4 separate regions of the Homo sapiens genome follow, and regions 1, 2 and 4 are each linked to region 3. The links are chromatin loops, found by intact Hi-C in ENCODE. Cell type or tissue: ascending aorta. All regions are shown on one strand. Region 1 holds the start of LOC124904872 (a long non-coding RNA gene). Region 2 overlaps TASP1 (taspase 1). Region 3 overlaps ESF1 (ESF1 nucleolar pre-rRNA processing protein). Region 4 overlaps TASP1 (taspase 1).

What was found. A loop is a pair of places that touch in the nucleus more often than their neighbours do. Peaks named below come from ENCODE experiments on the same cell type or tissue, not always from the same donor. Only the 100,000 strongest peaks of a DNase experiment are listed, where the experiment ranks them.
Region 1: a loop joins it to region 3, with 2.3 times the contacts of the local background. A loop is called at or near these places in 4 of 110 quality-filtered maps.
Region 2: it touches region 3 in a loop (2.9-fold over the local background); 6 of 110 quality-filtered maps call a loop at or near these places.
Region 4: a loop joins it to region 3, with 2.3 times the contacts of the local background. A loop is called at or near these places in 4 of 110 quality-filtered maps.

The regions. Positions count from the first base shown.
Region 1 is chr20:13,331,653-13,339,652 of GRCh38, reverse strand. It overlaps LOC124904872 (a long non-coding RNA gene), which reads right to left and starts at 1,912. Exons shown (of 3, transcript XR_007067535.1): 1 at 848-1,912. It also overlaps a transcript of TASP1 not described here. In ascending aorta, no CTCF peak of the experiment used is centred here; no DNase peak of the experiment used is centred here.
Region 2 is chr20:13,543,696-13,551,695 of GRCh38, reverse strand. All of the region lies in intron 8 of TASP1 (taspase 1), which reads left to right. Among named protein-coding and RNA genes, the nearest start is that of TASP1, 91 kb to the left of the region's middle. RefSeq lists a silencer at 1,880-2,174. In ascending aorta, a CTCF peak has its summit at 4,966 (motif pointing right); a DNase peak (open chromatin) is centred at 4,965.
Region 3 is chr20:13,752,407-13,760,406 of GRCh38, reverse strand. It overlaps ESF1 (ESF1 nucleolar pre-rRNA processing protein), which reads left to right. Exons shown (of 14, transcript NM_001276380.2): 9 at 554-715. Among named protein-coding and RNA genes, the nearest start is that of ESF1, 29 kb to the left of the region's middle. In ascending aorta, a CTCF peak has its summit at 4,395; no DNase peak of the experiment used is centred here; H3K27ac peaks cover 3,482 bases.
Region 4 is chr20:13,624,037-13,632,036 of GRCh38, reverse strand. TASP1 (taspase 1) reads left to right here. Exons shown (of 14, transcript NM_017714.3): 2 at 1,885-2,103; 3 at 6,785-6,852. The coding sequence starts at 1,959. Among named protein-coding and RNA genes, the nearest start is that of TASP1, 11 kb to the left of the region's middle. RefSeq lists a silencer at 4,941-5,235. In ascending aorta, no CTCF peak of the experiment used is centred here; a DNase peak (open chromatin) is centred at 4,414; H3K27ac peaks cover 2,963 bases.

The DNA.
Region 1 (8,000 bases), 420 kb after region 3:
ACTTTTTGTATTATTGGTGTCTACAAAAAAAAATCACATGTAAGGCAAGAACAAAGCCCCCAGACATGTAGAAAATTCGTTCAAAATCAGTAATGGCTAAATGTCAAACTTTGGTAAGGATGAGATATGAAGGAAAAGTTTATAATCAAAATTCTGTTCTCTGAGTCTGGGGAAAATATCACCAGCTTTAATTGACAAAGTGGCTGCTAAACAAATAAAGAAGGTGAAAAATGATGGTCCCAGGAGATGTTGCTATCTGCAACATGTTACAGATTAGCTGGCGTTGTCCTCACCATTTCAGGCAGAGGGTAAAAATGTGGCTTGATTTAGAGCTGATGATATCATGTGTCTAGTCACTGGAGATCAAAAGAAAGCTTGCCTGTGAAACATTGTTCATGAAATGGGAGCAAAGTCCAGACTCTTCTCTTGGGTGTGTCAAAGGGAAGTTTTGCTGTGTACCAGGCCAATGGGATTCAAGTCACAGCATATGCTCCAGGATGTATTTGTGGCCATGTGACCTCGTGTTCAACTCTGCCAGTCCTAAACTCAGCAGATTTACCAATTGTGTGTGATCAATCCCTTTAATACCTGATGATTTGGTGGGCAAATCGCTCTTTTCCTTTCCTATGATGTATGATTAGAGACTGCAGGTATTTTGTTTTGTGCTTAGAAAGTGGCTATTGCATGTATATGTGTGCATGCATGGGTGTGTGTATTTGTGTGTGCATGTGTGTTTGTGTGTAGGTGTATTGGTGATGGTGGTGATGGTGAGGAGTGTGGAGAAGCAATTCAATTGCTTACTCTGTAAGACCAGATTTGGAACAGCCCATCTGTGATGACTGCTTACCTTTTTCCTGAGATTAGAAATCAATACTTGGAGGGTGGACTGCATCTTTCTTGGATATCTTCAAGGAATGCTGAAGGCACTGTAAATTCAAGCAAGTCCAAGACGTGAATGTCACATTCTTTGCAATGAGGAATTGGTGTGAAGGATGTCAAAACATCTTTAGCATGAAACCCTACTGAAAGAAAATCCTTGCAACCTACTGTATTTTGGAGCTCAGAAGAATTTCATCATGGTAGGACTTATTATACTGTATGTCAGAGGCGTTTGAACCAGAGCAAGTCCATCTTGAACAGGGGCTGGTAAAATAAGACTGAGACCTACTGGGCTGCATTCCCAGGAGGTCAGGCATTCTAAGTCACAGGATGGGCTAGGAGGTTGGCAAAAGGTACAGGTCATAAAGACTTTGCTGAGAAAATGATGTGGTGAAGAAGCTGGCCAAAACTCACCAAAACCAAGATGGCGATGAAAGTGACATCTGGTCTTCCTCACTGCTCATTATATGCTAATTACACTCCCACCAGCACCATGACAGTTTACAAATGCCATGGCAGGTCAGAAAATTACCCTATGTGGTCTAAAAAGGGGAGAAACCCTCAGTTCCAGGAATTGCCTGTCTCTTTCTCAGAAAACTCACAAATAATCCACCCTTGTTTCATGTATAATCAAGAAATAACTCTAAAAATAGCCAACCAGCAACCCTAAGGGCTGCTCTGCCTACAGAGTAGCCATTCTTTTATTCCTTTACTTTCTTAATAAACTTGCTCTCACTTTATGTACTTGCCTCGAATTCTTCTTTGCACAAGATCCAAGAACCCTCTCTTGGGGTCTCGATCAGGACCCTTTTCTGGTAACGTAAGGACAAATGCTTTCTTAAATGCAGTAGAAGCCATCATCAGCCTTGCTCAACCCCCTTTTGTAAGTTCCATGTGTACTAAATTTCCACCAAATTCCTATTTATAACACGACAGAGGTGCTGAAGAGCTGTCAGAGCCACACTCAAAGCTTAACTGAAGCACTCACATTTCCTTTCCTTCTGGCCTCTGGTTACCGAAAACATTTGCTGAAAATTGCTGTCCCACTCAAGAACTGTCAAAGGTAATTGTGTTGCACAAAAGTTACCAAGAAGCATGAAATAATATGGTTACCACCTGGTGACCAAGTTAATAGAACCTGTCTGATGAACCGCCAAGCCTGCCACATGTGAATTCCCCAGTTTCTGTCTGAAAGCCACGACAGCATAAATTGGTGAGGAAGGTGTGGATCAGGGGCCTCTTAGTGGCAATTTACCATACAAATCCCCATGTAAAGGGCAGTTGTCAGGTCACCATATCCAGTGAGGTCTGAGATTTGGGGGTGGCAGTGAGGGGGAAGGTGTCAGGGAAGAATAAAATGCTTTGGGAATGAGGAGCTGTGTGAAGCAAGTAGCAGTGCTTACTTCAAAGGGCAAGGTCTAGACTTGGCTCTTCTCATAGCTGGCAATGACCTCGGCGTCTAAAAAACTGAAAATCAGAGACTCACAAGATGGGAGGGGCTTAGAGAGTCTGTCTGGGTCTCCCCACCTTGTTGCCTCTGGTCAAAACTGTGTCCTTCCAGGTGAGCCAGAATATTCCTCTTAAAATTCCCCAGAGAAGGAAATCCTCCTCGTTCCTGGAAGCCATTTTCAGGGTCTCAAACCCCACTTGAGATGGTTTTGCTTTAACTTGAGGTTACAAAACCCCAGAATCCCTCTGAATTCTGGTGCCTCTATTCATACATCAAAAACATCGAACCTGGAAATCTTCTCATGGATTCCCTTGGAAACATCTAGTCCTATCTGAAACTGTTTTATTTCATCAGAAATCATTGCTGGCTGGATGCCTGATGCCAGCATTCAAATCCAGTAGACAGAGTGTGGCTCAGAAGAGACTCATTGAAACTGGGAATCCCCCAACTGGGAGGCCCAGGGTTCACACTGGAACCATTCTGGTGTAGTTATACATCAACCAATGTTAGGAGTACCTGCTCTTTTTATCTTTAGTGATACTCATAGTTGAGATTTTTGAGATACAAAAAAAAAATCTCACTTTTTAGGCAGAAAACATTGACATCAGGGCTGGGTACATAATTTGTAGAGCCCAATGCAAAATAAATACTTAAAAGTCTTTTTTACAAAGAACAGGAAAAAAGCTTTTTCCTTTCTAGGATGGTCTCTCTCAAACTTTCATGATGTGTCTAATTTCCTAGTTAATGTTATACTGCCTCAGGCTCTGGCATACTTGAGGGGTGAGTGTAGACCTTCATAGGCATCAGAGTCCTGACTTGCAGCTAAGTGTGTAGGATGTGCTGGCCCAACCTCAATTCTTCCACTGCGGGCACAGGGCAGCAGTGATCTCTGGGTGGCGTTAGGGGAGGAGGTAGCCAAGAACCCATCCCTGGGAGATAAGAGGAGGCAGGGGGCAGGACGGGGCATGAGCCAAGACTGCTCAGGGCATGCACTACTGTGCTATTGGTCTTTACTTACAAAACAAATTCAAAGATAAAAGTATTAAGAATTTCAAAATGGCAGCCACACCATTAAAGCCAAGTGTGAGGCCCCCTTCTGAATGCGGGGCCCTATGTGATGTCAGTGGTAGCACACCCAGGAAGCAGCCCTGGTTGAAACTCATTCTCCTTTGGGCCCCCTGGAAACTTACTGTTATTGAGAAGCCTTTTGGATTTGTATTCTTTTCTATGTAATGTGTTTTTTTCCTTCCTGGAAGCGTTTAAGATCTTCTTTTTAACTGTGTTCTGAGATTTCTCAGTGATGCACCTTGGTGTAAATTTTTCATCTTTTATTGTCTTAGACTCTCAGAGAACTCTTTCAGTTTGGAAATTTATTCTTTTAGTTCCGGGAAAATTTTCTTGCATGAGTTCTTTGACAATTTTCTCTCCTCTCTCTGTTTGTCTCCCTGTTCTGTCTGCCTCCAACTTCTCTTGGAGGTGGTTGGATTGATCCTCTAATTTGTTTTCCTTAGTTTCTTTTTGCTTTTGCTGTTTGCCTCTTCTCTCTGGACATTTTTTCAACCTTGTCAACTTTCTATTACATTTAAAAGTATTTCAGTAATTATATTTTTTTATTTTCAAGAGCTCTTTTTTTTTCCTCTGTGTTCATTACTCACAACAGCATGATACAATATCTTTTCTTATCTGAGAACATGAATACTATTTTTAACATTTTTTATTAATTCCTACATTTACTCTTTTTTTCTTTTTGATTTCATTCATTCATGCTGGAGACTCTGCAGATCGCTGGTGGTATGTTTATATTCAAGAGTAAGACACTATGATTGGGTACTCTAAAATCACGGATGGGGCTTTTCTCCAAACTTCATCATAGGGTTATCAGGAAGTAAATGTCATTATCTATAGGCCTTTTCTTTGTACTATTTGGAGAGAAATCTAAATCTCCTGCCAGGGTGTGTGTTTGTGTGTGTGTGTGTGTGTGTGTGTGTGTGTGTGTGTGCATAGGTGAGGGGAGAGTTCTGGAAGGAGCATAGGGAAGGGAATGGGGGGTGTCCATAGTAGACTTTTACTTCACCTTTGCTTTATCTATGCTCTTCTCTGGTCATGCTCCCCAAATACATTTACTCCAAAGAATAAACCTTCAACTTTCTTCCAGGAAGCTGGTAAAGAGTTGTGTGGATGCACACAATGAGAGAGGAGACTTAATGGGCTCAGCTGTGCTGTGGTAGACTTTCAACAAATGTCTTTTTCCACAGTGGGCCTTGCTCTCATCTTCCTCTTGAAATACTCACTGCTTATAAGCACTGAGCAATTTAGAGCTCCTGCAGAGTGAAGCTGCTCTGTTCTTGCTTGTCTGAAAGCATTTGGTTTTCCCTTTGCTTTATTCTGCCAAGGTAATTACCATTCTTCCATCCATTTCTCACCTTCCAAAAATGTGTTGAAAACATTTATGACAAATGGTCTCTCATTCTTTTTGACCTTGTCTATGAATTTGTTTCTTAAAATTATTTGACTGTCATTTTAATGAGATTTGGGTAGGAAGAAGAAATAGTCACAGTCAATTCTACTTTTAACCAGAAGTTTCCTTTAGAAATTTTAATCTTTTTTGGATACTAGACCCATGTGCTTTAGTCTTAGGCAAATCCTTGTTTTTCACTAAGTGAAATAGTAAGCAGTCTAGAAAAATAGTAAATTTCAGTCTATTTCTCATAGCCTATGTGTACTTATTTAAATATAATACTAATAATCTTGGTTATTTAGTATCCAAGCTTTTAGTAGACTAGAAGCAGAATTTTAGTAGAAAGTTAGATGTAGATGCTACTAGAGTCATATACCTTGATAGCGTTAAGAAGAGATAGTTGGCAGACCAAAAGAGAAAGGTGACAGAATAACCAGTTAAAAGAACACATTAAATAGTACAACAGTTTCTATACTACGACAGTTTCAAACAGTCCTACACATTTCAAAATGCATTATTGCATTAAAGTGTAATTCAGGTGCCATCTTCCCTTACCAAGCCTTCTACAGCTCCCTGTGGTTTGTAGATATTAGTTCCACTCTCTCTCACTGTTCTATATATTGCCAAATATATGACCTGTGGTTCTAGTGAAACACCCTGCTCTATTTCACACCCATGGATTTCTGCCTCAAACCTGTGACTTCCATAGCTTGGCACACCCTTTCTTACCATCACAGGTTATCCTTCAAGACCCACTCAAATTCCCATGATGTACTCTCCCTCCCCCATCCTTACGTGTTCCCATGGTACTTGTTTAGGTTTATATAATGGAACTTGCTGTGTTCTGCCAGGAATTTTGAAATTATGCATCTGCCTTTCCTCTCCAGTTGGGATCATAAACACTGAATAGCATTGCCATTTCTCTTGGCATAATGCCTCCCTGTGAGTGCTCCCTGAGTAAATACGTGTTGAATCCAGTTGGAAGTATCATAATTGATGTTTAACCTGACAATCTTTAGTCTTCAACGAAAGGCTAAATTGGATACTGTTGAGGAGGAAAGTAAGTGTGTGATGCATTTTAAAAGATTCAAAAATAAAAAAGTAATAAAAACGAAGCAAGAAATACTTTTTATGTTGTGTAAAGGGCATGTTACATTTAACTCATTATAATATGTACTTTTTTGTTGATAGAACAACGAGGCATTATTTTTCACATGAACAACAACCCCATTGTGGCACCAAGCTGTTTAAGTTTGAACATCGTAGCTTAGGTATGAAACATCAACTATATCATTTTAAAAGAAGGCAGTGTAAAGAGTTTGTGGCAGGTGGAAAAAACGTGAATATTTTTATTTAAATATGCTTTGGAGAGAGCAGCTCTGTGTTCCTTGACATAACTGACCTTTCCCTAAAATATTTGGGCTCAAATCTCATCTTGCTCTTGACTGATGTTGCAATTTCTAAGGTGCCTTTATCTTTGTTCTGGATTGATCTTTAATCAGGTATGACTTCTGACACATTTGCTTTAAATTTCTCTCTCCTCCCCTGTCAAGTAGTTAATGATCTCAAAATGTCACACTTGATTCCACAGATTTCCCAGGGAGTCAAGTGTGGGTAGAATAACAAAACAAATGAAAAGTGCAGAATCACTTTATTGTTACTTTCTCCACGTACATGCCAGGCTGGCTGCATGGGCATGTGATCCATGGGCAGTGGCACAGGGACCATGCTCAGAAGGGCCCCACACTTGGTGGGATGTTCTGCTGTTAATAATTTTAAGTTGTATTGTGTAAGTGAAGTCTGATGGAGCCACGGAGCATGCACATAAGCAGAAGAGTTCTGTACAAAATGTGAATTTGTGTGTCTGCTCTCCTTTGCTGCACATTTGCGTATAGTGTTATGATGGCCCATGAGCACGGAATTCTGGCGATGCACAGGAGTTCAGGAAGACTCGAAGCATGTTATACCCACAACATACAAATCAAGCAACAGCCCTGACAGCCCCAAAGGCCAAACTTTCCGTTCACACCAGAATTTGCTTTGAATGCAGAAAGAAGAAAATGGCATTGAATGAATCATGAATGAACAAAAAACCTTATCATAGCCTATGTTAGCCAACCACATATGCTGAAAATGACATAGAGTGGAAAAGGTAGGATAATCTATATTTTCTTTTCTTTTCAGTCCTTCCTTATTCATCACTAATCCCCAGTTAGGGAATGTTGGTAGAAGTTGAGTATATGAATAAGTAAAACAAAAACAGTCAAGTTAGTTTTGTGCAGCATTTTCATTGGTCTGGTAAGAATTAAATACATACACATGTATGAGCTATAGATCCAAATTTTTTAATTTTGGTGATTCTTCACACACATTAAAAGCTCTTTATTTGCATTTAAAACTGGCATTGCACAATATAAAGATGAATGATAAAATTCATGCTAAGAACTTAAAATTATAATTTAAGTTTACTTAGAGCAACATTAAATAGCAAATAAACAACATGATGACAAGTCAAGAGGGAGACTGTGGAAGAGAGAAAACAGCTTTATATTTCAGTACCTTTCATGGCATTTACCCCCTGCTTTTTGACAGGGGCCCCACATTTTCATTTTGCACTGGGCCCCACAACATACATAGTTGGCCCAACACACATGTATGGATCTTAATAGACAAAATTCATGTTAACACAATTTTGAAGTAAGTAATCTCTATTTCCAAAACCACAAAGAACATTGTCAGAAATTGTCCATGGGAGGAAAATCTTTTTGTGGTCTACAGGGACACAGTAAATGCATGCCATGGCCCAAGGAAAGAAGTCATACTGGAAATTACTTGAGGATCAGACCACTTACGGTCATTTCTTCAATGAGACCGAACATTAAAACGTGCTCCAGCATCATTATATTAAATGGGTCAATTAATCCATTTGCATCCTGACCCAAACAAATCCCAACTGAAAACCAGAGACCTGTCATTTATTCAAAAATAGGTATTGGTCACAGAATATTGCATGGTGAGCAAGATGGTCACAGTCCTTGTCTTTGTGAAATTTGCTGACCAGTGTCACGGAAAATAAAGAAGGGAGTAAAGTTAAAAAAATACTTAAAAAAGCACTGTGGAATTTCCTGTTAGAGGAATTTGTATTAGTCACCAGGACTCTTTCAGTGCAAGTGACAGAAAAAAAAAAAAAAAGCCACAAAAAAACCCCCAAAA
Region 2 (8,000 bases), 210 kb after region 3:
ACAGGACTGACTGGGTTGCTACATGACTGAGAGTTACTTGCTAAAAGAGGAGACCCTCGTATTGGGAAAACAAACTGATTGAATGCATGGCATAATCTAGATTTCATAAATATCAGTTTCAAACAGCCAGCCCTGGATATGACTGGAAGGGACTCTTAGAGTATTAAAAGAGGTTGGGGGTATTGTTTGATCTCAACATTTTTGATGTTTCAAGCCTTTTTTTTCCTTTCTCTTCATTTTTCACAAGCATATTGTTGAAATAGTTTCCATCTCTTTTTCTTTAATAACAGATTTTACAGTTGAATGTACATAATTATTTGCCTCCTCCCATGACTTTTACAAAGTAATTTAAGTTTTTAATTAATTTCATTGGTGTTTAGGTAAAGCAGTACTTACATGGGATAGTGAAATGAAAGTTAATCAGACATTTTCCATTGTGTGAATGAATATCTTTCCTTCTTTGATTTTTAATAAACAAGTTAAAAAATTTTGCAATGATTTTGGTGCTTTCATACAATGTTGTGTGTTCAAAACCACTCTAAAGAGATGCTACAACTTTTAATTTTGTATTCTTTAGCCACCACATAGGGACATCAAATTGGCCACATGTTTCAGAAAGGAAATGTTGGGCCTTGCTTTGTACCCTTCATATAAATATATTCTATTCTTTTGAAGTATATTGTGGGTAACATTTTTCCCTTTTATCCACCATCTTGAAATTATTATGTAAATGCTTAACTGTATCATACTAAATCATTGTAGTTTTTGGGTGAGAGGTAGGCTAAGATCAAAGAAAATAAATGCACAAAAAACAACATGTTTTCCTCAGATTGTTCCATTTGTACTTGTCTGTGCTTGCCAGAAGAGGAGACCCTGACACTGGAAAAACAAACTGAGTGAATGCATGGCATAATCTAGATTCCATAAATATAAGTTTCAAACAGCCAGCCCTGGATGTGACTGGAAGGGACTCTTAGAGTATTAAGAGTGCAGGAAAAGGAGTAATTAGTCTTCTCTAGAAATTGACTTTGCATGGTCTGGAGTTTTGTCATATTGCTCAAGAAGTTGATTAGTATATGAATATATGAGTAAACCAAAGTAGGAAACTTCTTTGACTTATCTTTTACATAAAGAGATTACTTTATGTATTTTTTAAAAATAAAACCGAAAACTCATTCTGTGAAATGATTGTCTGGTATTTGAAATTTTTTTTTTAGTTGTAGGTAATATACTGAAAATTACATTTGCCTCACATAAGACTATCTTGATTACTGGATGAGCCTACAGATTTTACATGTAAATCAGTAGATAGGTCAGTAACTTAATTAATGTCTTATTGGATCACCCCCATCCCATACATTTATTTAGGTTATAAAGCCTGATGATTGGCATTTGTTTTCAGTATATGAGGATCTTCTAAATGTTTATAGCTTATAGTACTTTATGCCAATCATCAATATCTGAGTCTAAAACTTTCGACCTTTGATGACTGGACAATTGCAGTGTCTCTGTGTGTGTGTGTGTGTGTGTGTGTGTGTGTGTGTGTGTATGTGTATATATTCCATATTTAGGAAAAGCTTCTAACTTAGCATATAAAGATTCAATACCTAGGAGATTGAGTTTCTTCCCAGGTCGTCCTTAAATCCACACCAAGCTATACCTTAAATCTATATGAAGTCTTAAAGTTATAAGTAAGATGAAATTGAGGCAAGAAGGCAATGTTAAGAAATCTTAACTACTGTTTTTGTTTTGTAACGGAAGTAACCTGTGGTTTGTCAGAATATTTGTTATAAGTTGACATCAGATATTGTCGGCCTTGTAAATTCTTCCTAAATTTTGAGTATTTAATAGCTCTGTAGAGACTTAAAATTTGTAGTATTTAACGGAATCAATGGAGAGGGAAAAAAGGAACATTTCTTAATGTTATCATTGGAATAGTCCCAGCTGATCTTGTGTATAATATCAAGTCACCACCTTGTAGCTTTCCTATCAGGAAATATCTCCAGTGAATGGAATCTCACTGGGACTACAGATAGAAGCCTTCATATCTGGAAATTGGCTTAGATGCTGGTGTTAAGAACATCACATTCCAAGTTTAAATATGTCTCCATGTGATATCATATGCTATCACCATACACCAATGACCTGATTTGCCCTATCATAGACATGGTGATGCTGACACATGTATAGCTAATAAGACAGCAGAATAAATGAGTGCATTAAAAAAACCAAATGTGTGTGTACACACACACACATACACACACACACACACCTATTACAAGTACAAGGGTATTTTAAGATCACAAGACAAGAAATAACCAGTGCTTAATTAGGTTGATGGAAAATTATCTGTAACTTTTTAAAGCCTTGGTTCAGCTGTGTCTTCTCTAATCAGCTTAGAATATTTTAAATACATAGTCGGGTCCCAGGAACTATTTGAAATTCAAGACTTGAGACTGGAATTACTTGAGGAGTGGAGGGAATAGGGTAAGGTGAGAGACAGTGTATAAAGGGTCAAGAGTTGTATCTAGATCTATTATAAGCCAGTCCAGAGACTTTGGGCAAACATGGAACCTCTCTAGACTTTAGTTTCCTCAGCAGTTAAGTCAGCATGTTGAACTAGGTAATTACCATGGTCTTTTTTAGCTTGGTGTAATACTCTTAATACATATTCATTGTCAACATGGAGTATGTCCAAACTTCCTTGATTCTCTTATTAAGGAATTCTTTATTCTAGTGGATCCTAAACCTGGCTGATCATTAGATTCATCTGGGGACTTTTAAAACTACAGATTCTTAGGTTCTGCTTTAAACATACCGAATCATAATCTGCAGGAATGGGTAAGCTATTGGGCCGGTATTTGAGATCATTGCTTGTTCTTCCTAATATGTCACAGTGGGCTTAGAAAAGCACCCATTGCATAAATAAACATGGAACATTTTAGATGAACTGGGATTATATGATTGAATTCAGTTAATGACTTCATGTCCAGCATCACTCATTTAGTTTTCCTCCAGGTAGTCTAGAACTCCCTTCTTGGAGTTGCAGCTCTTCCTCTTTGCTTCCAGGATTTGCCTCAGGGTCACTTTCATTGTTCACAGTCAAACCTTCACCAGGCAGCCAGTTCTCTCAAGTCAGGCTCCTTGCTCTTTATTTTCCCCTGCCCAGCAGAGGACCTGACACATTAGCAGCTATTTAATGAAGGTTTATTTGAATGGATGAATCTATATGTATTTTTCCATTTCCTTTTTTTTATGTCCCAACCTGTTCCAGTTGCCTGTTTTCTCCTGCCTATTACACATTTTCACTTGTTTGACCCATCACAGTCTAACTCAGCATGTTTAGAATCATGCTCCACTCACTCTCCTGGATGATTGCACTAGCTTCCTACCTATCTGCCCACAACTGCCCTGCCCTTTCAGTCATTTCTCTGCCCAGCATTCTTGAAGTTTTCTAAAAGTACAGTTTGATTTTGTCATGCTCCTGCTTGAACCCTTAACTCACTTCCAGCTGCTCTTAAGAATAAAGTATAGGCTCCCCAACAGAGTCCCCAGGACCCTATGGGAGCAGACATGGCTGTCTGTCTTTCCAATCTTTTGCCATCTCACTCCGGGTCACATTGTCAAGATTCTTCCTGTGTCAAGGTCTTCACACCTGTGATTCCAGATCCAGGGAATGTTGCCTGTCTCCTTCCTTCTTCTCTCTCTTTAAGCTATTGTGCTGCTCCAATTGTCTCTCTGTCATTATTAGTGTGGTTATTTGATGTCTTTATCTTCCAGTAGAATGAGGTTCCAGGAGGACAGCTATTGTATGTCTTATTTACCATGGTTTCTCAGCTTGACATATAATAAATGCTCAATAAACATTTAATGAATACATGCACTACTTTTTTTTTTCTTGTTTCTTTTTAGTAGACATACTACCAGTGAGCCTTTGTCTTTTCACCCTCAGTGGCTGGACTGTTGCAGTATCTTCATGCCTGGCTTCTTTGCCTCTAGTCCTGCTCTATTCCGTTTTAATTCTGTGTGCTATCAGAAGATACATTTCCCTAAAAATACCTGCATTGGTTTTGTCTCTCTCCTGGAAGAAACTTTAATAGAATCTTTACTGTCTGTGGGTTAAAACCCAAACTTTTAAGCTGAATTTTATAAACCCTCTTGAAACCTAGCTACAAGCTACTTTTCCATTATCTTCCTTCTGGAATTACCTTTTTTTCTCACCAAATATATTTCTCTTTTCAGTTTTATTTGCTGAGAGTTCTCAAATCCAAGTTTTTGTTCATATTCCTTCCCTTAATGGGATAAGCAGTAATTAATAATGGAATATTAACTACTTCTTTGCTTCCTGAAAATTCTAATTCAACTCTTCCTTTATGAGCTAGCTCCAATGCCATGCAGATCAAATTTCTTTCTTCTAGTTGGCACAGATGACAGGTACTTAATAAGTGTTAATTGAATTGAATTATCTGCTTTACACATTTGCCATTTTGAGGTTGGTGTATGTGGTTATTTTGTTTGTGTATGTCCATAGAAGCGTGAGCATTTTGTTACTTTATCCTTATCACAGTCTCTAGAAATAGTGCCTTTACTCAGTTGACATTACTAATTTAAGCATCTACAGCTGATGATTTGAATATTAATTTTGAAAGAGAAAACCCATATAATGATATTTCCTCTTAATAGTAAATTTTGCAGTCTTCCAATAGGTTTAAAATCTTTTATTTAAGGGCTTCAAACATGCATTAGTCTAAAAACTAAGCTTGTTTTAACAATAAGCTTGTATTTGGGGAAATAAAAGGGATAGGTTATCTGAAGTATTACCAAATAATATTATTATGCTCACTCAACATTATAGAGATGTAAGATAATATGTAAGTAAGGGAGGGAAATGAATGTTGAAAAATAATAGCTTGAAACAGCCCACAATCTCCACTGGCCATTCCAAAGAGGTGAGTCAGGAAGTGCCCACAAGGGGGCGTGCTCATCTAGAGAAACTTGACCAAGTGCCTTTCCTGTTAATGCAGGTAAAACTGCCTGTTTACAAATGAACTTCTAGACCATGTCTTCCCCACACCGCCAAGAAAAGGAATGGACCCTCATCACAAGAATTCCTATCTATTTTGTAGCACATGTTTATTTTGGATGTGTGATTTTCCAGGGGGGCTAGGGGACTTACAGAATGGAAATATGAATTGCCTTGTGAGCTCAGACAAGTTTATGAAGCTTGTGATTGTGCCTTTTTTTGGCTGTGCTAAGAGCATTTTTATTTTGTAAGCATTGTTGTCTTTTCTGTGAAGAAGTGTTGAGGTTTGTAAAATATCCTTTTTGGATTATTAGCCCAAGAAACAGGCAGTGCTCTATTTTCACTGCTTCATCAGTTTGTGTAGCTTGAGGAACTACCAGCTAGTCATTTGGAGAAGTGCATGGGCTTTGATTGGTGTTTTTTCCACCAGAAGTCATGGCTTCTTGCAGTCTTTAATTTTTCTTTTCCAGTCCTTTTTTTTTTAACCTTTGGCCTCAACATTATCACCAGCAAACATTTATTGAATGCTATTTATGTACAGGCTTTTAAATAGATCTTAGAGAATGAATAGAGGATATGGCACCTAGTCCCTGCCCTTTATGTATTTGATCCGAAGGAATTAAACAATAAAAAGAAATCATGCCATTTGGTATGTGTTAGAAGAACAAAATCATCAGTGAGAGCCACAGGAATTAACTGGATGGAGAAATCACTCTAAGCTCTGCTAAGTTTCACATGGCAGTCTTAATGGAATTGGAGGAATTTAAGCTGGATGTTGGATAAAGGGTCAGACTTATATGTCTGGGTAGAAAGAAAGATAAAAGTCCTGGGTTCAGAGGCCTGCAAATGGATGAGTTTGGTTGCACCGTAGGTTTTCTGCAGGACAGTGGTTTCAAACTCAGAAGCCAGGGGTGCCAGGCAGGTAGGCAGCCTAAATGTGTGAGACAGGTCTAGAGAGGTAGACAAGTAGAAGAGAGTGGGGCTGACTGGCCATGTGTGTTCCATTGTAAGATATTTTAAAAAAAAATGTGTAACACCAAACTACACTTTGCTGGTCAAACCAAACGCTGGTTTTTGCAGCTTGTAATTCCTGGTGGGGGAATGTCAGTTGATAAAGTTAAACTGTCTGCAGAATTTAGCAAAGTAAAATAGGCCATAGAGGAATTATGACCATAGCTAGAGTCCCCCTGAATATCATGCTACTTTTATTTGTATTATCGTACTTCTGACCAAATGAGGGGAATATTTTGAAATATGTATGAATGGCCCATCCTTGTGGCTATTTGAACTAAACACAGGCTTTGGGTATTTAGAGTCTCTGAAAACATCACTGAGATTAATTTGAATGACATTCGATTTTCTAGGATATGGCACTATCATAATTTAGGTTATATTTTATATCCTAGAATATACTTAACTCCTTTCCTACTCTCTCAGTTCTTTACTTTCTAATAAGATCTATTGAGGAACGAAAGGATAAAGAGTATATAGGTACTATTTCTTTCTTTTTGCTTTTCAATATGCTTATCTTTAATCGTCATGTATTTATGATTTTGAATAACAGTTTCTATTTTTGTGGGTATATTCATAATTATATGGCCATTTGGTGATATGCATAGATACGCTGTACTTAAAAAATCTCATGTTAAATAAGGTAACTTATTACTGTATTAAGTCAACATTAAATATTTTTCTACAGTCTGGAAAGGGTTGAATTTAAATCCAAGTTAAGTGGCCCATCCCAACTGTTATGGTGTTTCATTGACAGGAATAGAATCCAGATTGTCCATGTTACCTTCCAGTCCTTTATCTGTTACTCCCCACTGCTATAAGACTCAGTTTAAAGGCTGGCAGAGCTCTCGTATTTAAAAGAGAAAGTGTAATTTTATCCAGAGAAGATAAATATGTGCCCTAAAATGAAAGAAAGACCAGAGGTCCAGACCATAGCTAGGTGTTTTTGGAAAGAGCCAAATTGGACAACTAAATTGGAAAAGGTTGCCTGCATTTATAAAGGAGATTTCTTTGCTATTTATTAATAATTAGCAAGGTCTTAGCTTGTCTAGCTTTGTATTTTTAAATCTGCCCAGTAATGAATTCATATCCTATTAGTCGGTATGTTAGTAGCATGTTGTGTTGTTTCTGTCTTTGAAGTATTAATACTATGATACACATGCCTCTATGAAGTAAAACTACCAAATGATCTTGGTTCTCTTCTTCTCTCTTGAATATATTTCCCAGACAGTGGTGACTGATTACAGTGAAGGATGACCAGCTCTCCAGTGGGAAAAACAAAGTTAGAGCTAAAGTGTAGTATGGGCATTGCTTGTTCTCACTTTTAGGAAATCAAGAAACTTTGGAGTAAAATAGAACTGAATTAGTAAAAAATGAGAAAAGTGTGATCCAGTACCAAATGACCTCATAGGATGGGAGGGCAGTAAAGAATTTTTTCAAAAAGGAAACACTGAATATAGCAATATGGGACCAATATCAAGAAATACAATTTTTTTACAGATAAAGTGAGAGGCTTAATGTTCGATGGTTTTAGTCTTAGAAGTTTGTTTTGAACAATAGACTAAAGGGCACGCAAAACTTCCAGAAATAAGGATTACTCCCATATTACGAGAAATGGGTGTGGATTTTGGTTTGGTTATTATGGGGACCAGCCAAATATTTCACGGCAGTTGTTAAAGGATGTGCTTTTGGGAACAAACTCATTTAAGAGTGATGTGCAAAATGGTACATTAGGGAAGATCTAAATATGAAATAATCAGAAATGTTAGGTAATAGAAAACTGCTTTAGATAAGCTGAGTTTGGATCACATGTCCAAATTGAGCAAGATGCAGTTTCAGAAGGAACAAAGTTTGAGTTATTGATGAGATTCAATTAAAGAATATTAATTTTATGATACTTTGTTGCTTATAGATGCATGAGGGGCAAGATAAGCCAATAAAGATCCTGTAACAAGCCAGCCTATGG
Region 3 (8,000 bases):
GGCAGGGCAGAGGCGCTCCCCACATCTCAGACGATGGGCGGCCGGGCAGAGATGCTCCTCACTTCCTAGATGGGATGGCGGCCGGGAAGAGGCGCTCCTCACTTCCTAGATAGGATGACGGCCGGGCAGAGACGCTCCTCACTTTCCAGACTGGGCAGCCAGGCAGAGGGGCTCCTCACATCCCAGACGATGGGCGGCCAGGCAGAGACGCTCCTCACTTCCCAGAGAGGGTGAAAATGCCATCTTCATTATCTTGCAGCTTATAGGAAAAAGAAGCCCAAAGATGTTATGTAACTGCAGAATTATTATCCAATATAAATTTTAATAAAAAGGGGCATTCCCAAGCATACTGCTATGACAGTGCAAATTTATATTGCAACTGATTTTTATTCTACATGAGACCCTAAGTCTTTCATTTAATATTCAGAAATTTAAGTCTGATTTTGATATCCTGTGGTCTAACAGCATCTTTTAAAAGAGAGTGACCATAAGATCTGAACACGAGTTAGAAATGAATTGTTTCTGTGTATTAAGTGAATTTTTTTTTCATTAGGTGATGATGGAGTCAATGTAGAAGAAGATGGGAAAACAAAGAAAAGTCAGAAGGATGATGAAGAACAAATTGCTAAATACAGGCAGCTCTTGCAGGTTATTCAAGAAAAAGAAAAGAAAGGCAAAGAAAATGATATGGAAATGGAAATTAAATGGGTTCCAGGTAAGAATTAGATACTAAATGTTTTCTCTTTTTCGAATTTCAGCATGTTGAGTACCTTTTAAATATGAAGGAGCCGGAAATGTTTTGGTGAGGACCTTAACATCATATTTGCATACACCATTTAACTAACTTAATGACTAGCATTTTAGACTCTTACCAACTTATTTTTAATTGGTTTCTTTGATTTACTAACTATAAATTTTTCCTGTCCATTTATCAGAGTAGCTTTTCCTAGGTTTGAGCCTGTATTCTCAAGATATAGAAACTTGAATCCAGGCACCACGTGTTCTAAAGTTATTACACTTCTTTTGAATGTTTAATTCTTAAGTGACCTTTTCTTCCATAACCCCCACTAGTCCTTAATTCATGAGGTTTCACTAACACAAAATATGTATTACATAGTCTTCGATTTTCAATCTTGCTGCGAATAGTCAAAGAAATATAGCATAGTAGAGTAAAATAGTACTAGTACAAAACTAATTAAAATCATGTCAAAGCTAAACAAAGATAAAAGCTGGGATAAATGGGATCATTCTGTAGTAAACAGCAGTTGCCCCTTTTTCATGGTTTCACTTTCTGCAGTTTGTTACCCAGTATAGTACAATAAGATACTTTGAAAGAGAAAGAGGAAGAGAGATTATATTCATATAACTTTTATTACAGTGTAATTATTCTGTTTTATTGTTGGTGTTGTTAATCTCTTACTGTGCCTAATTTATAAGTTAAACTTTATCATAGCTGTAGATGTATAGGAAAAAACATACTAGCTATAGGATTCAGTACTATCCATGATTTCAGACATTCACTGTGGGTCCTGGAATGTATCCTCCTCAGATAATGGGGGACTACTGTACACATTTTTTTCAACATTGTTGGGCAAATCATCAGGGACTTCTGCAGTCAATACTGTTTTTATAGATTACTGCTGTTTATATTATATATGTGTATAACTTTTAAAACCAGATATATTTTTGGATAAGGGTTCAGTTCTTTAGCCTATATTAGTCACTAGGAGAAAGAGTACTAACCAGTTGTAGGAATACCATTGCTTAAAACTTAAAGGTGTTCTGTTACCAATTCCATTTTTATAAGTAGCGTGCTTTTGTATTGGGAATAAAACATATGTTTGCGTGGGTTTTTATTTGGGAAAAAAATAGGGTATTTTGATATTTGAGGATTGACTGGCTATTGTAGTAAATTTGCTAGGATGGACACTGGCTATTGTAGTAAATTTGCTAGGATGGTCTGCTGCATATTCCTACAGGAATGAAGTGCTGTGTTGCAACCCATTTGTTTTAAATGTTTGGCTTTTGCAGGAAGTGGTGGTAAGAACGAATGAAGTTTACTGGTGTATCATATGACAAGTGGTTGGGAGAACTCAATTGATTTGGCCTGGAGAGGAAAAGTCTAAAAAGTGATTTTAACAGCTATTTTTAAATACTTGCAGAATATGTAAATGAAGACTTAATCTCTTTTATTACCTCACAGGTTAGCAGTACTGCCAGTGGATAAAAGTTGAAGGAAGGTAGATTTTAACGTAATAATATAAAGAGGAATTCTCTATATTATTAGAATTGTCTCGCAGAAGAACTGAAGGCTGCTTTAAGGGGTTGAGCTCTCTGTGTCAGTAAATCTCCACCATAAGGCTACATAATTATGCTACTCAGAGATGTCTGTTAAGAAATATTTTACTTGAGTCCCTTGACTTTATGATTCTAAGAAATGTTGAATTCTGTCTTTTAAGTTGAATATATTGTAGTTTAATTCTAATCTTAGAATGAGCTTATTGAATATATTTTAATATGAACATTTTTAAATTGAAGTGTTCAGTTGTCTGAGAAAGCAGATCTAAAATAAACTGGATTGAGGTGTTTTATAGCAAATATTTCAGAAATATATAATGCCAGTTGTAAGGTACAGATATATGATACAGGTTCCCACACTAAGTGGACCACATCTAGATTGTGTCTTTATTAACATAATTATGAAACCGGGCACAGGGGCTCACACCTGTAATCCCAACACTTTCAGAGGCCAAGGTGGGTGGATTACTTGAGCCTCAGATGTTCGAGACCAGCCCGAGTAGCATGGCAAAACTGTTCCATCTCTACAAAAAAATACAAAAATTAGCTGGGCATGGTGGCACACGCCTGTAGTCCCAGCTACTGGGGAGGCTGAGGTGGTAGGATCACCTGAGCTCAAGGAGGTTGAGGCTGCAGTTAGCTGTGATCATGCCACTGCACTCCAGCCTAGGCAACAGAATGAGACCCTGTCTCAAACAAACAAACAAACAAAACATAGTAATGTAGGGCAAATACCTAAAAGTGGTATTTACACCTGTTATCTGTAACTGGAAGTTATAAGCATTGCTTATATTTCCTCAGATAAACCCCACCTTGGTCATGGTACCTTATCTTTTTATATATTCCCAGCTTAATTTAGTAATATTTTATTAAAAATATTTGTACTTGTGGCAAAGAGGAATATGATCTGTAGTTTTCATTCCTCGTATTGGTTTTTGGTATTAGGGTAATGTTGACCTTATGAAGTGAAAATGTAAAATGAAAGATTATCATCTGTAATTCCACTATCCTAATTCAACCACTGGTTAAGAAGATTACAGTTTAATTTACCATTTCTCTGTTGTTGAATATGCAATCAGATTTCTAATCTTTCACTACAGTGGACTTATAACATTGAAAAAAAAATAGGACAGATCTCAAACCCACAAATAACAAGCTTTTCTTAAATTTCTTCATTTTCATGAGCAGCCAAGTAATTGGCTTGCCTTTTTAGGGCCTTTTAATTTTAAAAACTTTTAAAACAGAGGTGTGTTTTTCATCTCTCCCAGCCTAGAAATGTTTCCAAGCATGTCAGGACTAGTAGAGAACAACCAGGCCACAATGAGAAGCTGATGCCTAGCATTCAGGCTTAACTCACTAGTTAGTTACGTGACTTCCTTGCTCACACAGCAACTCTACATGTGCTGTAGATCAACCTGTGGTTCTCTCACAAGCTGTTAAAACTACCAGTGTCAAAACCTCAAATGTTAAATCCCAGATGCCAAGTATCTGGGATGTTATAAATAACCTATAGCTTTTTCCATATTTTGAATTATTTTCATAGGATAGTTTCCCAGAAATAGAGTTACTAAGAAAGGGCATGAATACTTTTTGTGTCTTGAAGTTATTGCCAAATTGCTTTCTGGAAGTGTTGTACCAGCTTATAATACCTTCAACAATCAGTAAGAGTGTCAGTTTCACGGAATTATCGTCAACATTGGGTATATATTTTTTACTTTTAATTGAATAGGGGAAAATTGATATTTTAATGTATGAGTTTCAAAGGTCTTAAACTGTAATATTTTGAAGGCCCCTAATGAGGTATTGTTATCTGTGAATCCTTATGTACATGCACGCATGCACATGCAAGTGTAAAGGGTTTTTCTGTGTGCTATACATATAAGATCATTGAGCAATCTTTCTGTACCTCAGTTTATTCATATGGAAATTGGAACTAATAATACCACTTTCTTGCTTAGAGATACTTACAAACGTTATAAACTACAAAGTACTTTCATGACGTGTATTTCAGTGAATTTATGTCTTAAGAAATGTGTGTTTTCTGTAACAGTTACCCTGAACCTCAGGACTTTTTTGATGTTATGCTTCAGTAAACCACGGAGGGTCAGTATGAGATTATACCGTATCATTCATTGGTTCTGTGGCTTGACTCTCCAAAATATTAACCTCTTCAGGAAAATAAGTACTCTTAATCACTAACATTTATTGTGGTTTGGTTTGATTTTTCAGAAGAAATTCTAGTTTAGACTATTTAAACGTTCTACCTTTTTACATTGGGTTATACAGTATAGTAACATGAGGAGTTTAATTTCTTAAGGGTAAGTATTAAGGGAACTGATAACAGGTTTGTGGGCATAACAACTGGAATGAGCTACTCTTTCTATCAATATTTTAGTTCCTATGGAAATGTAATAATACAATTTTATTAATTAGGATTATAAATAAGTAAAAATGTTGAATTATAAAATTTTTAAAGAAAGTTATACTTAATTATTTTGATGTATGTGAAGTTGTATTTCCTATCTCAATGCGTTGCTAAAGGTATCCTGCCAACTTACTAAGGAGTAGATAAGGTGATGCATATAATTAGCCAGTTGGGCCTTCATCAAGAAATGTACCTCGTTGAGGAATTTCTAATACACGTATAAATGAAGTGTAATCAGTTTTAACTCTTTATATAACTTCCCCTGTATTAATAGTCCAGTTAATCTACATAATATTTTTTGTAGATAATGCAAGCTGAATATAAACAATATATATGAAATTCCATCCAGAAATAAATAATGGCATGTTTGTTTATAATCTTAAATTTTTGATTATGGTAAAAGTCCTGTTTTTCTTAGCTATCTCTGGCCTAATAGATATTAGTGAAATGGATAGCTGGTCTTTTTTCTACTCAGCACTCTACAGAACCCCAACTTCTCTTCCTTACTCCATCAAATACTTACTGAATACCTACTCTGTGCCGGGAATTATTCTATACACTGTGTGAACAAAACATAAAAATCCCTGAACTCACAGATCTTATACTCCGGTGAAGGAGAAACTAAACAGATGACAGATATATAAGAAACATATTTGACCAGGAACTAAAGAAAGTAGAGGTCAGGGAGTGAGCCTGGCCCAGGAAGACTGTGTGAGCAGAGGAAGTAGCATAGGAGTATCCTTGAAGCTATACTTTGTCTCTTGTGTTTGAGGAATCCAAGGAGAACAGTATGACTACAGTGGAGGACAGAAGTAACTGAGATCAGAGAGGTAGTTTGGGGCCAGACATGAAAGCCTTGTAGGCCATTATAAAGACATGAATTTCTGTGACTGAGATGAGAAACCACTGGAGAGTTTTGAGCTCAGGAGCAGTCAAATCTGACTTTTATATTTAACAGGATCATTCTTGCTGCTATAGATAAGTAGATTAAAGTGGGGGGCAAGGACCAAATTGGGGAGATCAATCAAATGGCTGTTGGAGTAATTTTCAGATAATGAAGCTTGTGGATGGAACATGTTTGCAAGGGAGCATCAAGAATTTTTTTTTTCATACATTAAGTTCAAGATGCCCATTGATACCTAAATAGACATGCCAAGGAATCAGTTGGTTATACAGTTAAGAGTACAGGGCTGGTAGAGATATAAATTAGAGAATCTTCATTGTATAAATCTCTGAAAGTGAATAAGAACAACAAGGTAGTGAATATAGGTAAAAAAGAAAGGTTCAAAAGCTGATCCTTGGAGCACTCTAACATCTAGAGGTAGAGGACATGAGCCTGGACCATTCCGAGCAGCTGGAGAGGCTATCAGAGAAGCAGGAGGAAATTCAGAATTGCGGGGTATTCAGCCTGCCAATAAAGAAGGCATTTCAGTGAGAATATGGGTCAATAAAATACAGGCTGAGAATGACCATTGGATTTAGCAGTGTGAAGCTCACTGGTGATATTGAATGGTTTTTGTGGGATGATGGGGGATGAAAGTAGTATGGTTTGAAGGAAGAATGGGAAGAGAAGAATTAGAGACAGTAAGTAGAGGCAACTCTTTTTCTAAAATATTTGATAGAAAGTTGCAAGCACCATGACACGTAAAAAAAAGCACTTCAAAATGTAACTTCCAAAAACTAAGACATGCTTCCATTATAAGCACGTTGCCACTTTCACACCAAGGGAATTGTTAGTCTCAGACTACTAGAGAGATTAACTTATGCCTAGTGGTCCATTATTGGAATGCTAAGCATGTGGAAGTTATTTATATCCTACTGCTCAAAGTTTGATTGCAAAAATTCAAAAAATTGCAACCTCAGGCATAAATGGGTTAAAATGAAAAGATTGCAGCTGGTGGTAGAAGAGTAGGATGCTTGGAAAGTAAGATTGTGGTGGGATTGCAACTTTGGGTAATCACATGACCTGTTTACAATCCTGGCAGTGAATTTCTGAGATGGGATAGAGTGTAGAACCATAGGAGAGGAGGTCAGTGAACTGTGAGGCCAAAGGTACGTTCAGAGGATCATCTGTGTGGATACTGAAGTCACCAAGAATTATGACAGGAGTATTGGAAAGAGTGGCAGTGAGCTAAAATTAAAATGAGAAGAGCATCTGTGGTCATTAGATATCTACATCAGGTTCTGGAAGAATTTGCTTACAAAAAAGATATCTACAATAAGGAAGAGTGTAGTCTATCTAGTATAGCCTGAAAATATGATATTCAGAGTGGAGGCACTGGGGAGGAGGGCCAGCCAGTGGATGGGAATTGGCAGTGAGTCGCAGGGACAGTGGGAGAGAAAAATTCACCTGCTAAAAGAGATAGAGGGGAAGCAGTGTCCTCAGAAGAGAGCTAAGTTTTAGTGAAACTCCACTTAGCAGATAAATGGGTAAGGGGGCTTTTGTTAATGACTAATAACTGACTAGTGAGTAGAACGGCTTTAGTCATTGAGGATGTTCGGCATTGTTTTGGGAGAAGGAATGATTTGGAAATTGTAAACTTCATGTGGTGGCAGATTTAAGTATGAATAAAGGGATTTTGAGATTAGTTTTGATCGTCTTAAAGCTTTCATAGTGGTAGGGATGTGAATGTCATTGGGATATCTTGGCAGGAGCACACAGAGTTCTAGAATACTTACTCTTGGGAAGGAGACATGGAAACCAGAAAACTAGAGGTGCCCCTTACTGTCTCACGCTGGCAAGGACTTCTCTTACTGTCTCACACAGCAAGAGGAGTCCCTTTTTGACTCCTATTCCTTGGGCATGGAGTAGGGGTGTAGCTCTTCCTTTGTTCTGCTTTTTCCTCCTCCACTCTTCACAGTTGTAATTTCATTTTTATTCTGGTATCTGTTCTTTATCCTTCGTCCTCCCCTGCCACATTTATTTTATCTCCATTTCTCTGTTCAGTTGTTCCACTGAGTAGCTTAAACAGAGACATCAGTGACATGCATATGTGGCCATTGTATTATTCATTCTTTTTATTTAGAAGTAAAAATGTTTTTGAATTAGTTGGGCATTCATTTTGTTAGGCAGCCCAGTTTCAAGCATTTTAATTTTTAGATGTCTCAAAACCTGTTCACTGTTTAGTTTTGGCTCCATTTTCATTTATTGCCAATGTGCTCATTATTTGAAATATATTCAGAAAAATTTTTTTTGGCCAGAACTTTTAAAATAACCAGATGTTTAAAATTTTGAATCGAGTATAGAAGAGGGCATTAAATGGAAAACCTGAACTTA
Region 4 (8,000 bases), 130 kb after region 3:
TCCGTCGCCCAGGCTGGAGTGCAGTGGCGCGATCGCAGCTCAAGGCAACCTCCACCTCCTGGGTTCAAGGAATTCTCTGCCTCAGCCTCCCAAGTAGCTGGGATTACAGGCACCCACCACCATGCCTGGCTAATTAATAGAGACAGGGTTTCACCATGTTGGCCAGGCTGGTCTTGAACTCCTGACCTTGTGATCCACCCGCCTTGGCCTCCCGAAGTGCTAGATTACAGGCGTGAGCCACCGCGCCTGGCCAGTATTTTCTTACAAAATATAAATATTATAATTTCTTAGTTATGAAAAAATATCTCAGATGACAGTGATTCAAAGTTGCTTGAGGTTTCATAGTCCATACTGCTTAGATGTGTTTTCGTTTTAGCTGAAGCTCGTAATTTTCCAAAGCCTGAGTTTTCAATCTATGTTTATGCTTCTAGACTAATGGTCCCAAGCTCATTTCATGGCTGGGCCAAATATCATGGCATGATACAGACATGATGGCATTATAGGCTGACAGATGAACCACTAAATCAACTTTGTCAAGTCATACATGGCTAAATGATAGCCTATTTCAGAGAAATATTGTGAGAAATAACCAAAAGAAAATAAAGGTAATTGAGGCAGATTCTTGTGAAATCTTTGGAAGAAAAACATGGTTAGGAAGACAAAACACACCACCACAAAACAAAAACAAAACCAGGCATTTAAATTTACTGTTACTCAATTAAAAATCAGCACTTTTGTAGTAAAAATTTTTTCCTGCATTTGTGAATCTGTATAAATATTTGAATGCAACGATGTGTATATATAATTGATTTTAAATGATTTGTCTTATAAATAAAATGTTATATAATAAAAATTAAATAGACTCTTAAACCAAGAATTAAGGGAATTTAAAAATGCCAGATAACAGTGCTTGTCAGACTATCTCTGTTATAAAAGACCAGCTTTCAAAAATTTTCAATCCATTGTGGGTCAATACTTATGTAAAATACAAATAAAAAACTCCCCAAATACCACCCAAAACCAAACATTCAAACAAATTTGAAACTTAAAAATAAAAGCTCAAATTTTTGCTTGATTTAGCAGATAAAATTGTTTTAAAAAATAACATGAGGAACTAGAAAAGAATTGTGAAAACTACACATATTGATTATTGAAAATGTGCTTATAAAGCAACTAACATGAATAAAATAATACTCTCTTGTGGGCTGGTAATAAACACTGGGATGTAGAGTGTGTTCTGAGTAACCTGCTTTTTTTTATTTTGGAATAGGCAGCTAAGTAACTTCTTTATGTTTCTTTTCTTTTCTTTTTTCTTTTTGAGACTCCTTTTTTTTTTTTTTTTTTTTTTTGAGACAGAGCTTACTTTGTTGCCCAGGCTGGAGTGTAGTGGTGCGATCTCGGCTCACTGCAACTTCTGCCTCCTGAGTTCAGTGATTCTTCTGCCTCAGCCTCCTGCGTAGCTGGGATTACAGGTGTGTGCCACCACACCAGCTAAATTTTTTGTATTTTTAGTAGAGATGAGGTTTCACCATGTTGGTCAGGCTGGTCTCGAACTCCTGACCTCAGGTGATCCACCCGCCTCAGCCTCCCAAAGTGCTGGGATTACAGGTGTAAGCCACTGCGCTCGCCCCTAAGCAGGTACTATCAGTGGACAGAGAGATTTAAATTCTAACCTTTTTATATTACCCAATTAAATAATTTTATCCGACTTCAATGGGAATAAGAAAAAATAATTTTAATAAATAGCTTTGATACCTTTTTTGTATTGCTCAATTAAATAACTTAAAAATAGGATTTTTGAACATTATCTTTGCATGAATTTGTGTAAGTAACTTATGTGTTGGTGGAAAGAAATGTATACCATCTTTGCCTGTTTTCCTTTAGGGTAATTCCTCTCCTGCAATTACTTTTGGATGGAAGTATGCCCCTTTCTCAGTAGAAGATGGTAATCTTGGAGAATGACCATGGAGAAGGGGATGAGTTCTGGAGAAGGGCTGCCTTCCAGATCATCTCAGGTTTCGGCTGGTAAAATAACAGCCAAAGAGTTGGAAACAAAGCAGTCCTATAAAGAGAAACGAGGAGGCTTTGTGTTGGTGCATGCAGGTAAGCTTTGTGGATGGCTTGGAAGATGCCAATAATGTTGATTTTTCTTTTTCTGCCTTGAAGTACACTGAGAATCACATTTCACACTTGGAGGAGGCAAAACTGCCAGAGAGGAATTGGAAGCAAAGCGATTGTTTGACTTGGATATAGTGAGGACCTCCCTCTTTACTCCCCAGTTAGAAGATCTTAGAATGGCAGCTCTTCCTAGGTTTTCACTTCCCTAACCTATTATTTACTTTAACTCTATGTAATAGATGTATTTAGGTTAGGTAGTATTAAAACCAGACAAAGTAATTTTTGAACTCTGGTTTATGTTTTTTAAAAATAATGTTGCTGTGGGAGGCTGAGGCAGGAGAATTGCTTGAACCCAGGAGGTGGAGGTTGCAGTGAGCCGACATCATGCCACTGCGCTCCAGCCTGGGCAACAAACCGAGACACCATCTCAATAAAATAAAATAAAATATTGCTGAAAAAATTGTATTGATTCCCATGTGAGACTGTGGGTATCTTAGGGCATAATTATTACACAATCTTTGAGCTGGTTCACCTTCTTTTTTTTTTTTTTTTTTGAGATGGAGTTTTACTCTTGTCGCCCAGGTTGGAATGCAATGGTGTGATCTTGGCTCACTGCAGCCTCCACCTCCCAAGTTCAAGCAATTCACCTGCCTCAGCCTCTTGAGTAGCTGGGATTACAGACGTCCACCATCACGTCTGGCTAATTTTTGTATTTTTAGTAGATGGGGTTTCACCATATTGGCCAGGTGGGTCTCAAACTCCTGACCTCGGGTGATCCACCTGCCTTGGCCTCCCAAAGTGCTGGGATTACAGGCGTAAGCCACCACACCCGGCCCACCCTCTTAATATTTTAAGTGAGGAACCTTAAGACCAGAGAGATTAAGTGACTTAAGAGACTTCAGACACTGGTGGTTGGTGCTAGAGCCAGTGTAAGAAACACCTAAGTAGGCCCTTATGTCTCAGTCTAGTGCTTTTGATGCTGTGTCAGCCTGTGATCTTTCTACTTCAGAGGACCATGAGGACAGACACAGTGGAGTTCATCCCCTGGGCCTCCCATCTTTAAAAGGTCTTGGGTTGCAGAACAGTGCTGCTCTGCCCAGGTTTCCTCAGCAGGCTCTTTTTCCTTTGGCCATTTTTATTTTCTTGTATTCAGAGTCTACTTTCCATGACCTCCATGAAGAGAGAAAGAATGTCTGGGTTTCCTTTTAACTTTCCCTGGGTAGTCAAGCAAGATGACAGCAGGATTAACTTTGATATGGAATGAGGAGTAGAAATGTTTCTTCTTGTGAGACTGGTGTCCTGCCTGGCCATTAACGTTTGGCCATATCTAGACTGGACAACCCGAGAAGCCTTATGTGAATCTAATCCAGAGTATCTAAACAAATCCAAAAAACCAGAAACCAGGTTTAATCCCATTTTCTCACAGGTGCTTTTACAAGGAGGTGAGGTAAATTTACAGAAATAATCCAGTTAAAAGTAGACCTGGGACTAGAGCTTCTGCCTTCAGACTCCTAGTCTGTGTTCTTTCCACTACACTATGTTGATGGTACATCTTCCATTATCTTCCATGATACCAGTGAGTTACCGTATTCAGAGTGAGTGTTTGGAAAGTGTAAAAGAAAGGTCTGAAAGTTGTAACAAGCAATAACATAAAGCTTCAATTAGTTGGAAAGCCTTACTTTCTATAACTATTATGACCCTGTCCCTCCTGTCTTAGACACAGACTAGATGATAATGGCTCTGCCAACCTTAAATAATGGAATTCAGAAGCTATGATTAAAGGTAGAGCTTATTCATGCACAAAGCTTGAGGATGTCCACCTGGGAAACACTGACTCCAAACAAATGGGGTCTGTGTTCCAAAGTGGAGAAGTTAAGTTTTCATTTATGTAGGTAGAGATAGAAAAATTTTAGCAGGATGGTAACATTTTCCGTAGGAGACCAGTGCATAAGTTACAGCAATTTGATTGGTTATAGATTGCTACATCCTAAGGAAGATTACTTTTTACTTTGTGAGAAGGGGCAGTGATCTGAGAGGGTCTTATCTCTGGTGTTGTTTGGTCTTCCTAATTATTTACAGGAAAAAGGCAAAAGTTGCAGCTGCATGTTGTGTGACTCAGGGTGCATAGCCACATTCCTTTCAAGGCTCAGAATGATTTAATGGCTCAACTTTTTTTTTTTTTTTTAAGACTAAGTTTCGCTCTTGTTGCCCAGGCTGCAGTGGTGTGATCTTGGCTCACTCTGCAAGCTTCACAATTCTCCTGCCTCAGCCTCCTGAGTAACTGGGATTACAGGCACGTGCCACCATGCCCGGCTAATTTTTGTATGTTTAGTAGAAATGGGGTTTCACCATGTTGGCCAGGCTGCTCTCAAACTCCTGACTCAGGTGATCCACCCGCCTCGGCCTCCCAAAGTGTTGGGATTACAGGCATGAGCCACCGTGCCCAGCTGGTTCAACAGTTTTAACTTTGAATTATTTAATTTCATACTCTCAGGTAAAGGTTGGTGCTGGGGGTCAGCAAGAAGAGTAGGAACTCTGAGTTATGATAGGATATTGTGTGAATTAAGGGTGACCCTCACTTCTAAATTATTAGAAAGAGTGATTGATTATGCAAAAGCGTGTATCTTGCACATTTAAGGGTCAAAAATTCATATCCTTGTCCAGTGTAGAGCAGTTTTTTTAGCACTAGAGTAGACTTGCCCAAACTTTTGTGATTCATGTAGTAGATTCTTGATTTTTCCCACTGCCTATACTGTTTTATCTAATATTCAAACAACTAAACGCTTTTTAATCTTAACATTTGAAAAATGAAGTTTATGGTTACTTAAATGAAATAGCAGTATCACTTGCCATAAAGAGAAAATAACTTTAAACACAGTGCAAACAAAACACTGTAATTGAAGTTTAACTAGATCCTATTTGTCAGTGGCTTGGATCCTGAGCCTGCCTTTCCATTGTTAAACAGGGAAATTAGCAAGTGTTAACCAGGAATTAAAGATGTACGGGGTGGGGGGGGGGCTCTGCTGAGACTTTTATTATTTCAAAAGGATTTACATGTTAAGGCTATTAAATGCCCTTGTCCCTTACACTGAAGTCATCTTTTTGGAATAGTATCCCATGCTTTAGGAAATGCTGCTGAAAGATTGTGGCCTCTGAGATCTAAGACAGCCAACTTGAGATCACCTGTTCTTAGAGAACCATGAAGAGAGGCCTATTAAATATTGGCACAGGCTCTGTGAATGTTCAGAGTTCTCTTGAGAAACAGGTTTAGGATTTGGGTGTATTGTGGATTCTGGTGGCTTGGGCATCTCTGCTTTCCTGGCTCCTTGTACGACAGTTTCGTGGGTGAGTGCTTTCTCTACCTTGAGGAAAGGTAGGTTAGGTTTGTGTCAGAGTCTGCAGACCTGTAGGAATCCTAAGGCCTAGAGATGTAGCTTTTCTGTTTTTGTCTTTTTTAAAATGGAAAACATGTGTTTGTTTGTTTGTTTTTTGGAGTCAAAGTCTCACTCTGTTGCGTAGGCTGGAGTGCAGTGGCATGATCTTGGTTCACTGCAACCTCTGCCTCCCAGGTTCAAGCTATTCCCGTGCCCCAGCCCCCTGAGTAGCTGGGATTACAGGCATGTGCCACCATGCTTGGCTACTTTTTTTGTATTTTTAGGAGAGATGGGGTTTCTCCATGTTGGCCAGGCTGGTCTCAAACACCTGGCCTCAAGTGATCCTCCCGCCTCAGCCTCCCAAAGTGCTGGGATTGCAGGCATGAGCCACTGTGTTTGGCCTAGAGGTGTATTTCTTAACCTTCCATACATTGGACCCCTATGGGGCTTTAGGGGTGGGTAGGGATAGGTGGTTCAGTGCTCCATTAATGAACTTTGATTAGAGAGAGGCCTAATTAAGAGAGTTTAAGGGCTCTTGTCTTTGTTTCCTTCTTGTTTAGATTATTCTTAAGTCCCTAACTAAGCAAGTTATGTATCCTTGTAGGGAAACCATTTTATTCAGAGCCATTCTCTTGAGACAGTTCTTGGGTATTTGATTAAAAGACAGAGACCACCAGGAATTCTCATAGAGAGTCATGAATGTGCTGTCACTTAGCTTTCAGAGACACCCTGAGCTACATTCTAGTGGGTGAGAGGATGTGAAGTGTTTGTTTAGGAATGGTGCAATTGGTGGTGGTTGTGGACATGCGAGATGTAAGACACCTCAACTTCAAATGTTATTCAGAAGCGATTCAGCTTTCTGAATTACTCTTATGAATTCTGGATTTGAAACAGTAACTTCCCAAATGGCAGGGGCTTTCTGACAGTCAGCAGAGAGGAACCCGGAGGGACCCTGTCCCCGACACCTTCTGGGTTATTAGCTGCAGATCAAAAGAACTCCTGATTTTGGAAAGAGGTTCTTGAAAAGAAGAGGGGAGGGGACCTTGGTGAAGCCTCTTTGGGGACATGAGCTATTTTTAGGGCTTTTGGCAGGAAAAGAGCTTTTGAAAACGGAGATAAGGCATGGTATTAAAAAGGCTTACACTGGAGTAAGAAGTCATAAAACGCCATACAGTTAGGGCAATAGTTTTGTTTTTTACTAGGACAGCATCAGTTTATATGGAGTATTTATATAACATAAGCAAGGTCTCTTGATATTTTAATAATTAACTGGATTTTATTTTCTACTTTAGGTGCAGGTTATCATTCTGAATCCAAAGCCAAGGAGTATAAACATGTATGCAAACGAGCTTGTCAGAAGGTATGAACACAATGTGTATGATCTGTGCATTGCAGTTTTGAACAGAAAGCAGTTTTACCTTGAAATTCAACATTTAAAAGTTTCATTTCTAGGACAGTCTTCCAGTTTGGACTACAAAATTATTTTGCTTGTTTTTGTAGGGGATCGTTTTGTGTTGTTTTGTGTTTTTCTCCACATGTTGCTTAGCTCTTTCCCCACTTTCCCAGATTAAAGTCTGTATTTTTGTAATTGTGGGCACACAATCATATCTCTTTTAATCTTTGCAACGATGTTGAACTTCTGTAGACAGAAGGATAGAGAAAACAGCTTAAAGGCAGTCAATGTGTTTTTCCATGAAGGGAAAAAAATAAATAAAAAAATTAAAATGGGTACTTTCCTATACTTTTTCATTCTGTTTTTCATCATGTAGTTTGTATCATAGCAAGTTCATTGTCATTCCAGAGTTCAGTTTTGCCCTTGTACTCAGTTGTGCTTTTTTCCCATTGGTTTTTGAGGTTTTGCTAAATTGTTGAATATTTAATGTGGGGACAGGAATGGACTCAGAAGAAATGTTTGTTTTTATTTTGATTCTTACTAGTCTTGTAGGCAAACCTTCCATTACTTTTTATGCAAATAGAATCTAGTTGAATATTATATATCAAGTAAATATGCGTCTCTCTCTCTCTGCTCTTTTCATTGATATTTACGTAACATTAAAAAGAAGATTATACTTTATCAGAGATTCAAGCTTTTTCTTATGAATGAAGTCCTATAAATAAGAATATTTTGTTACAGGGATTTTGTTCTTTTGAAATTTGTAATAATAAAGCTAAAAGTTCTCGAAGCTATTTTATATTTTTTCTTATTTTTCAAAGTGTGAAATTTTTCTGTCATCTGAAAATAAATTTTATATAACTATAGTCCTAGAAATCTAATACATTTGAATCGTATACTTAGCCTCTTTAATATTTACAATGAATAAACTTCTTAAAAGTTTAATTAGGAATACAGTTCTTAGTTTTTGAGTTTTCTCTTTGTTGACTAAATTGGAATGTTAATAATTCATTTATAAATGACTTTTCCTTCTCTCTCTTTTCCTCTCCTAATTTATGCTCAAGGCCAGGTGATTTTATAGACCTTTAGTCTGTGTAGTTTATATTACAAAATAA